2 separate regions of the Mus musculus genome follow, and region 1 is linked to region 2. A link is a contact called in ENCODE Hi-C or POLR2A ChIA-PET data. All regions are on one chromosome and are shown on one strand. Each heading gives the region's core, a stretch centred on a gene start or an enhancer-like site at or near the end of the contact. The rest is flanking DNA. Distances are from core to core; before and after follow the strand shown. Region 1 overlaps F13a1 (coagulation factor XIII, A1 subunit). Region 2 overlaps Fars2 (phenylalanine-tRNA synthetase 2 (mitochondrial)).

Region 1 (4,880 bases), core at 344-2,843, 360 kb after region 2:
CAACAGCAAGCCCCTTCCTTCCCTTCCTGAGCCCTCCCCATCACTCCCAGTGCATAACTGGCTTCTGAAGGATACAGCTCTGTTTTACTATGTCTCCAGTGTCACAGGTGCCTAGTGCCATTCCCACAGTTTCTGAAATCCGGATCTGTCACAGCTGGGTGATATCTGAGTGGCATTAGGGTGAGCAGTCCCTTTCCCTGGCACATCTCATTGCCTGTTTGGATTTACTTTAACCTTGAAATTAGTGGGGTTAATGGTTAGGGCTTGTGTGATAGTGTCTCATCTATAGTTTTTCCAGTCTTAGCCCTGGACAGTATAGATCTTCTTTCTCAGAAAATGGCCTTGACTCTGAATGTCCAACAGAACCAGAACCCCTGCTTCTGTCATGGAAATTAACTCAAACTGAACCCAATCAACCCTGGTTCCAGTCCTGCCCTGGTCTACTAGCATGCAGAATGAGACCTCTGTAATTCTGCCATGGGGAGTTCAGTTGCTCTCAAAGAATCTTAAAAGATAGAAAAAAAATCCAACCTTTCTAATTAATAATACCCCAAAAGATCAAAAGTATCAGTTTCTTCTCTACACACATTTTATTATCAGTGGTGCAATTAAATTCTATTTTGTGCTGTGGTCTGAACACTTCACAGCTTGGAAAAGCTTCTCCTGAGATCTTGGCAGGGACAAGCCATTGCTTCATAATGAGGTGAACATGAGAACTGTCTCTGGTGGGAAAGGCAGAGATCTGAGCATGGGCACAGGCTCTGCTTACATCCCCCTCAGAGCAGCAAAAGATGCCTTTGCTATGTGGCTAAGGGACATCTTCAAGATCTCTGACTATGGAGAGCCAGTGTGCCTCCTGCTGCTGTGGTCCTTGTGCCCCCAGCTAATGAATTCATGCTCTCAGGGCAAGATGGCACTCCTGGAGTAACCCAAGTGCCCTGTTTTCCTGTTTAGCATTTGTTTCTGACTCTACCTACAGAATTCTGATTCTCCCTCAGCCTCATTTGCATTCTGCCTCTTCAGGCCTGTTGTGCAGACAGTACCAATCACAACAGGTCTATGGTAAGTGACTGCATTTCAAGAACAGAAGAGAGAGAGAATGACATAAACCTCCCTAGAGGTAGAGGGTCTGACATTCTGTTCTTCAATAGGCCCTATACATATTCAGCTTTGCGTGAGCCTCATTGTGGGGTGCTCCATGTACCATCTATACACAACCAGATTTTGAGAAGAAGTGGATGAGGCAATTCTCATTCTGCTTCTGTAACTGGACTGCTGGGGTTAGAGACCTAGCTCTCCATCTTGATGATGATGCGATCTTGCACGAGTTTTACAGCCCTTCTGCACTTCAGTTTTCTCACATATAAAGTAGAAACATTTGTACTGCTTACCTGTAGGTTTTATTGAGTGTTGAAAGCTCAGTTATATATGTGATACTTTGATAGCAGCTGCCAGGGTCCAGTATATAAGCAAGCAGAGCAGCCATATTGAATGCCACACAATAGCCATTAGCTTAAAAAGTGGTTCATAAGAAACAAAGCTCATCTCTCACTCCTGCCCAGTGTCCCATCTCTGGGGCCACTTAGATTACTTGGTTACTTTAGGATACTTCATGTTAGGAGGATTTATACTGATCACTCAGTCTTTTCAGAGACAAATGCTCTCCAGACACCAGGGAAGTTATTTAAGGCCACATCCAGGTGGCATATAATACCACTCTCCAAGGTGACCACTAGATGCTTGGCTTCCAGTGCTTGGAAGGGGTCTTGGTAAGGCTGTCTACTGATGCCACCAGAAGCTAGCCTACGCTGCTGAGAAGCAGGTAACCCACTCCCCTGGCTTTCCTTTACCAGTCCCCATGAGCAACTTGAGAAGAAATACCCTGTACTACCTGGACAACCAACTCTGTGCTCTCTGTACAACTAAAGCCATGATCCAAGTGGGAAAAAACAAGCCATGGTGACAGAAGCCAGAAAAATGTGTCATCTTGGTATGTGGGGTAGACTGTGAACAGGATAAAGGCAGGAAGGAGCTCTCTGAAGACCTGGGGATCCTCTATATTTTCATCTAGCTGGTGCTTATAACGGCATATGTATATTCAGCTACTGCTCCCCAGCTCTACACTTCAGCTTGCACATCCTACTGCATACAGTCACACCTCAGTGAATGACATTACTGCCCCAGATGCAGAAGGGACAGTGTAGGTAGTTTGTAAGCCTGACCCACTTTATTCTGAAGACACAGAGAGTTCTGAGTCTCTGTCTCCATCACACATCTTTATCTTCCTCCACAAGTGTGTTTATACCACAGGTTATATTTATATCTGCAGTCACATCTATATATTTAAATAAGGAGAGGAGTGTTATATGCATGCGACTATATATAGAATATTTTACTTCTTTCAAAGAACAGGAAGATCCTAGCTCCATTATGTCTTTTGGACACCCCCTCCTCCCCCCACACATGCACACACAATCTGGCTACTGACTAAGCACTTTGCCCTCCTTTTTTGTCTGAGATGAGATGTTCACTGACCTTGATGGTGATCTTGGGGATAGTCAGTATTATGGACTTTTGTTTGGCCAGGACATCCCTGGACTCGTTGATGCGTGCCGTGACGAAGAAGTGCAAGAAGCCCTGTTCTAGAAGGTGGCTCATGTACTCGCCCGCTCTGACCAGCACCTCCTTTTTCTTGGCTGAAGGGAGGAAAAACCAACAAGGCGGACATCAAGACCTGGACGAGATGGCATATGGCTCACTTGCCCTCTCCCATCCTCCCCTCATTAGCACACAAGTCACCAGGAAAAACAGCAAAAGACAGATACAAGGAGTCAATCAGGGACAAGCTCTCCTGTCTCATGGGTGAAGAAAGAATACACTGGAAATGTAATAGTCAGTGGGGTCTTACTACAGAAAAGAGTTGTCAAACTTTCGAAGCATTGTGTTTGCTGCTGTAAAATGGAAAGGGTAAACAGAGATATTAAAGGTGAATCCTAGGAGCTTCAACCTTGCAGGCTCTGACCTGAGCCAAGGCAATCCCAAGATGGCAGAAAATGAGCATAGAGTGCCCTCGCTCCTCTTTGTGACTGGAGAGACCTCTGTGTGGAAACCTTACTGCTAGCTTTCAGGGTAGAGAATAAGCCCTGCAGAATGGCATGGAGGATGGGAAGTAGTCTCATTCCTCTTTCAATCTCCATGGGGGCTGAGGATGCAGAGTTGTATCTGTAGCCTGGGTCCATTTGCTCACTCTGTGACTCCATTTCCCATAGCCCAGGATTCTAGAGCCCAAAGGACAGTTCTGTAGGCTGAGCCCAGGTATGTATGTCCTTAGAGACAGTGCATTTTGTCCCTTGATGTTTCCAGGGATAATAATAAACAGTGGTCTTCTGGTTTTTCTTAGGGGAATGTGTTTGGCTACTAGGTTTCTTTAGGGCAGCAAGACTTGTGCATCTTCTTTGTACCCATCTTTGCAGGGGTTCTTATCACCACTTATAGTCTCAGCCCCAGGGCTCCCTTCTTCTTGGAGGCAGACCATTCTCTCAATCACAGCACTGAAGAAATGGGACTGTGCACCAGAGCCCCAGAGAACACTGCTCCTGAAATAGTCCATTATATAAGTGCCATGTTGTGCCACCGCACAAGAAATTGTTCTAGATAAAGTTTATTAAACGCGGCAAGAGAAGGAGGAATAGATTTTCACTGTATGAGTGGTGGAGATGGGAGGTTGCCAACATCATTTATGGTGTCTGGGGAAAGCCAAGGGAGACACAGGCTGGAGCTGCCTCATCTCTTCCAAAAAGCAAAGGCAACTAAATATAGCCAAGTGACAATGATAACACCTTTGAAGGTACTGGTTGGTTTAAGTTATTCAAATCTCCCAAGCTGACTCTAGCCTACACATTCCCTTTAATCACCAATCTGAAGTCTGCTCACATTCTCCTTAGAAAACTTTACTTGCAGTAGAGGCACTGCAGGATGCTTGCTTAGGGTCAGACATGTGTGATTTTGCAAAAGACTAGGATTGACTTCAGATTGCAACATGCGTTTTATTGCATGCAATTGATGCCACCTACCTACATTAATTAGTAAATTTGCAAAAGAAGAATGAGGTTCTAATTCCCTTGAAGTGATCTGGGACAAGCCCTGAGTGGTCTGACTGATGGAGCTGTATTAAAATCAACTTGGGCTTAGGTTTGGTCCCTACATGAATTGACTCAATTGAGAAATACATTACATCATTTTAATCCATTAACTCATATAGAGTTATCCCCTCATTTTTAATATTTGCAGGGGAAAGGTTTATTTTGGATACAATCCGTCATGATGCGGAAGGCCCAGGAGCAAGCGTGAGGCTGTCATGTCTGGTTGTGTTGCTTCTACAGCCAGGGAATGGCTTGAGTCCATCCTTTAGTTGGGCTAAGGAGACAAGGAAGATTGAAAGGGTGCATGTGAGGTTGGAAAAGGACTGTGCTCTATTTCTGGTGTAGAGAGATGTGATGAATTATAGTTCCACTCAGGGCCCCAGTTCACACCCATTGGTTCAATGTCCTTGCCCATGGGAGGATCTAGGTTCTGTTACCTTCATGTCTTTAACCATATAAACCCAGTCTGAGTTTCCCACCCTGTTGGAAGGTAACAGGAATTCCAAGGCATTTCACACCTCTCACTCATGGAGTTTCATCCACCCCTTCCTCTCATGTGCACAGGCCAATCAGGTGGACTCGATCTTCAGGACTTGTTCTTAGCACTGTCAACACGACCACTACATTTCAGCTGGATGATGATTACAGCATCCTAACTGGCCTCTGAGCTCCATTCCTGCTTCTGTGAGCTTCTCATCACAGCAGCCAGTGTGATCCTCCTTATTTTTTAATTTAGAA
Region 2 (5,101 bases), core at 384-2,883:
CTGAGTAATCTCTGTGTGGATGGATAGGCAGTGTCTGCAGTGCCCACTGGTCATGCCTCGTCTATTCTGGGAGGTGTCAGGCATACCATCCAAGAACACAGAGTAGCTGCTCTGTCACAGATGGAAAAGCAGACTATTGTGGATGCTGTAGGAGATAGGTTTGGGCTGCATGTGAGGAAGGGTTTTATTTCAAGTTCAGAGCTAGTTTGGTTGCCACGGTGAACCCAGTGGTTGTATAATAGAAGTCTTCCCTCCCTCACCAAGACTCTGACCCATTGTTCCTTCTTTCCAGGCGGCTCCATAGCCCTGTACCCCTTCAGAAAATACCCCCCATACTTTGAGCTGGGGGGAGCACTAGTTAATCTTCAAGTAGTTCTGATGATGGTTCACTTTATTACTCTTTCTATTTTGTTTTAAGATATTTATTGCTCAGCTTTTTCACATTAAGACTGACACAAATATGAATATTTACAGGATGCAGTAAAATATTTTGAGCTATGTGTAATGATACAGTAATCAAGGTGCTTGGCATATCCGTCACCTCAGACATTCGTCATCTCTTTGTTTTGAGAACATTTAAAGTCCTCTTGTAGATAATGTAAAATATTCAAAACAGGGTCACTAGCCAGGGTCATCTGCTTTGCCACAGATCACTAGAGCCTGCTCCTTTCACCTTCCATAACTTTGTTGATCTTTCATCCCCACCCCAGCCTCTGGCAGCCCCCGCCCCTATTTTTTTTGTGAGACCAGCTTCTTTAGGCCCCACAAATAAGAGAGAGCACACACTGTGTCCCTTCTGTAATTGTCTTACTCCACTGAGCATAGCATCCTCGGGACCACCCATGCTGCTGCGATGACACCATCGCACCTTTTTAAAGACTGAGTAGTATTCCATTGAGTAAGTGTTCTTGATTTCTTCTTCCATTCACCCCCTGCCGGATGCTTGTGGTAATCTCATATCTTGGCTTTATGAATACTGTGCCAATAAGCATGGGGTCCAGGTCCTCTCAACACCTGTTAAAACCTCCTTTGGATGCATACCCTGAAGGGGATTGCTAAACCCTTTTAGGCATAAGCTTGACAGTCCTTTCACTGATCCAGACTTGACTGTTCTCAATCCCACGCAGCTTTCTCTTTGGTCTAAAGTTAGGAGTCTCGGAGGAGGAGGCACTAAAACAGAATCCCCCTCTGCTGGCTTGTCCCGCTGGCCTGCCTCCTCTCCCCATAGTTCACATGGGATTGCCCATCCTGGTTCTCAGTTTCTGCCTGAGCATCCGGACTTGGGTGGGAGGTGGAATTGGGTAAGCCTTGACGTTCAGAGTGGAGCAGGGAACAGGACCAAGGTGAAAGCAAGTCATGTGTTTTGTTTCCCCTAGTTGGACCCTGAAAGGGGGTGGGGGTGATGTCAGGCTGGTTGGGAGAAGCACAAGATGTTGTGGTATTGGCACAGCAGACCATCCTGAATCACTCAGGAGCAGACAAGGATGGTCACGTATGGCTGCCTGTGTCCAGTGTCTACAGGCAGAATGACCCAGATTTCTTTTTTGGTTTCTTCAGTGTCCAACTCTGTAACTAGACGAATAGCACCATGCCAGTGCACATGGTATCTCCCATGTGCTGACGAGGAGACCCTTAGATATCCCTGTCGCCTGCAGAGTGGCACAGCTGGCTTTACCGCCAAGTGGCTGCCAGCCCTCTTACTGCCAACTGGCCCACTGCTGGATGACAGATTCTCTGTGCTCCTTTCTGTCAAGCTCAGTGCCTGCAAGATGCTTTTTGTTGAATGACTGACTAACGAAGTCTATAAACGAATAGTCCCGGTTGAAAACACTGTAAGGTACTTATTAAAATCTCTGTTTTTTTTAAAAAAAAAAAAGGCAAAATGCCAAGTTCTAGCCAGCAACCACACATTGTACAATCAGCCAGTATTACAAGGCAATGGAAATTGGTTTTTTTTTTTTTTTCATTCTTTTCCACCTTGTCAGCAAAGGGATTTGACCTCCTTAACTGAACAATAGATAATCTTGTTTATTTTTCTCACAAGTAGAAACTGTGGAGTACATGAAAGTGAACTTTGATTTGCCTATGAAGCTCCAGATTATACAGCCGACTCGACTCATCCCAAACGCTGGGCCCTATGGGTTGGACAGAAAGCCATGGCAACCGCCTGCCGCCCAGACCCAGTACTGCACCAGTAGGGAAGACCTCTGTCAGTGCATTCCTTGTCTATGTGTCCTGGTCATCCGGGTCATCCCTGTGTCCTCTCTAAGTCAGACAAGCTTATTCTGTGTCTTGCTTAGTCATTTTAAAACTATATTGCTGCTTAGAGGAAGTTAGATGTGTTCGCTTTCTGTCACTATGAGAAATGCCTGAGAAATGAGGAAGTGTTTATTTGGGCCTGTAGTCTAGAGCCTTCAGTCCATGAGCAATTGACTCGTTAGTTTTGAGCCTGTGGAAGCATGTTAGAGTGGGAGCATATGATCAGAGAGACTTATTTACCCTATGCTGGGTTTGAAAAGAGAAAGAAGGAGCTGCGTGCCCCTTATCTGCCCTCTAGGAACCTGTCCCCAGTAAACTTAAGCACCCTGCTACAGCTTACATCTTAAAGGCCCCACTACCTCCCAGTAACCAGGGCCTTTGGTGAGATTCAGGATCCGAGTCATAGGAAGAGCTCAGAGGTGAAGGGGAGGAGGATGCTTGACAGAGCTCTTGAGTGTGGTGGGAAAGACTGTTCTGAAACCACACTCTCTATGCTTCATTTCTATCCTATTGAAATGAAATTCACATAACATGAAATTAGTCATTTTGAAAGTATACAGTTCAGTGCCATAGGGCAGTTCTCTAGTCTGGATGTCTGGATGTTTCAGACAGTGGGACCATGCAGTGTGTGGTATGCAGCTTCTACTACTTTGGTTTTGAAGTTCACCTAGTTTCCACTCATTGGAATTACATTCTCTGCCTATACTAAATCTGTTAATATCCATCCATTTGTTGGTAATGACTGAACATACAGCTTTTAGGAAAATCAATCTCTCTCTCTCTCTCTCTCTCTCTCTCTCTCTCTCTCTCTCTCTCTCTCTCTCTCCCTCTCTGTCCCCTACTGCCCCTCTTTATGGGGGTGGGGCAGGAATTGAACCTGTGGCCTCATACATCATTGGTAAACTCTACCACTGAACTATAGGCCCTGCCCTCTTTTTCCTTTTCGTTCTGACACAGGGGCTCATGCAGTTGCCAGGGCTGGCCTTGAACTTGCTCTGTAGTTCAGTCGCTCATTGACCTTGTGAACCTTTTGCCTTAGCCTCGCCAGCTACCTGAGGGTACAGACATGATCACAAGGCTCAGCAGCAAACTTTTGTCTGACTTTTAGTTTGAGCAGCCGCCGCTTTCCATTCTCTGGGACATAAACCTAGAAATCATTGGATTATGTAGCAACTCTACATTTAGTGGTTTGGAAACCCACTGCACCTTTTCATAGCAACACACACTATTTCATATCCCTGCCGTGTTGCCTGGCCCTAACTCCACTCCTATAACACTGTCCTGCTGTTCGAACTTGGACAAGTCCCTTCTGCCTTCTGAGCTCACAGCTGTATCTTGGGGACAGTCTGCCTAGTGAAGATGTCAGTCAGAGTGAACTTATGTGTCCAGTGAAAGACTGGGGAGCACTAGGGCTAAAAGGCTGCCGTGAAGGGTGTGATGCAGTAAAGAGCTCTGGTCCAAATCCAAAAGTACCCTCCCTTCAGGGAGTCCTAGTCCTTACATGTTTGGCAATTTGCCACAGCTCCATCAGCCCATGGTTTGCAAGGCAAACCAATCTCTGGGGCTAAACAGACCTAGTTCTTCTTATTACTGAAGTCAATTCATGACTTGGGCTAGGGTGGGGAAGTAAGAAAGGATAGAAGGAAAGCATTTTTCTTTCATCTAAAATGGACTGCTGATGCTAAAGAGGAAGGGACATGCTAGCCTTGCTTGAATATGAGCACCTTGGAGGTGACTCCTTCCTGCATCCCTTGCAGATGGGGGCTCTGTGCCTGGCTAAATACAGGCCCTGCAAGGAATAGCAGAGGGCCCTAGAAACTCCCACTTCCCAAATATGAGCTCAAGGTGGGAGGGGCAAAGACAGAAAAGTAAAATGGATAAGCCAGAGTAGGGAAGAAATGGGAAAATACCTGGGAAAAGAGAATAAGGAGACCCAGGCTCCACTCCCCTTGCTCACTTATGTAGCAGATGAGCAGCTCCGTTATTATATGGGTCCCAAACAACTGGAGCAGAGGCTGTCCCTAAAGCTGTTGCCTGTCTGTGGAATATGTTCCTCTAACTCAGCTGTCTTGTCTGGCCTCGGGGGAAGAAGTGGCACCTAACCCTGCAGAGACTTGATATGGCAGGGTCGAGGCAGGGGGGATGCCCAGGGGGACTTCCACTCAGTCAGAGGCTCAGTGGGTGTCAGAGGAGAAGAGACACTCAGGATGAAGGGACAGCAATCGGGATGTAAACTGAATAAATTAAATTGAGGGGGGAGAAATAGTGAATAAATAAGGGGCCTAGAGCCAAGACAGACACTTGTCTTTTTCTGCCTCCATCCAAGTCTGACTTAAAATCAGAAGGTGGGAGGCAAGGAGAGAGCACCCCTGTGAGAACAAACCAAAAACATCAAGAAGACCCAGAAAGCAGAGGCTCTGGACTCTGGTGAACACATGGGGGACTATAAACTCTTCTTGTGAGGGGGTTCCCAGAGGCCTAGCCCATCTGAAACCCACTTGCCCAAGGTTCTGGCATGGCAGAAGGCCTAGCCCTTCCTTGCCTAATTGGAGATGTTGTGGCCTCTCCTAGTCAGGATTGACAGGTAGCAGGAAGAGGGAGTGACACTGGGTCTGACTTGAGCATCTGAAACCTCAAAGCCCATCCCCAGTGGCGCACTTCCTCCAACAAGGGCACACCTCTAATAGTGCCACTCCCTATGAGCCTGTGGGGGCCATTTTCTGTCAGACCACCTCACAGCATGATGGGACCAGCTTCTCCAGTATTCAAGCTACTATGTCTTTAACCTTCACCTTCTCACACACTGGAAAAAGGTGGTCCTTAGTGGCCAGTGATATTTCTG

What was found. A loop is a pair of places that touch in the nucleus more often than their neighbours do. ChIA-PET counts read pairs that join two places held with the same protein, here RNA polymerase II (POLR2A).
Region 1: a loop to region 2 is called in a map of left cerebral cortex, with 13 times the contacts of the local background. The contact joins two enhancer-like sites. A Hi-C loop is called at or near these places in 1 of 37 maps with a recorded cell type or tissue (left cerebral cortex). POLR2A ChIA-PET finds 5 or more read pairs at or near these places in 1 of 5 experiments (Patski).

What each region holds. Positions count from the first base shown.
Region 1 is chr13:36,890,271-36,895,150 of GRCm38, forward strand. F13a1 (coagulation factor XIII, A1 subunit) reads right to left here. Exons shown (of 15, transcript NM_028784.3): 13 at 2,536-2,696. The region is part of intron 2 of Gm30489 (a long non-coding RNA gene); the gene reads left to right. Among named protein-coding and RNA genes, the nearest start is that of Gm30489, 69 kb to the left of the region's middle. Within about 2 kb of position 1,594, at least 1 of the 3 ENCODE cell types and tissues checked has a DNase peak (open chromatin) inside an H3K27ac peak, as active enhancers do; it is left cerebral cortex, where a contact is called at or near this core.
Region 2 is chr13:36,532,023-36,537,123 of GRCm38, forward strand. The region is part of intron 6 of Fars2 (phenylalanine-tRNA synthetase 2 (mitochondrial)); the gene reads left to right. Among named protein-coding and RNA genes, the nearest start is that of Gm46409, 78 kb to the right of the region's middle. Within about 2 kb of position 1,634, at least 2 of the 3 ENCODE cell types and tissues checked have a DNase peak (open chromatin) inside an H3K27ac peak, as active enhancers do; they include left cerebral cortex, where a contact is called at or near this core.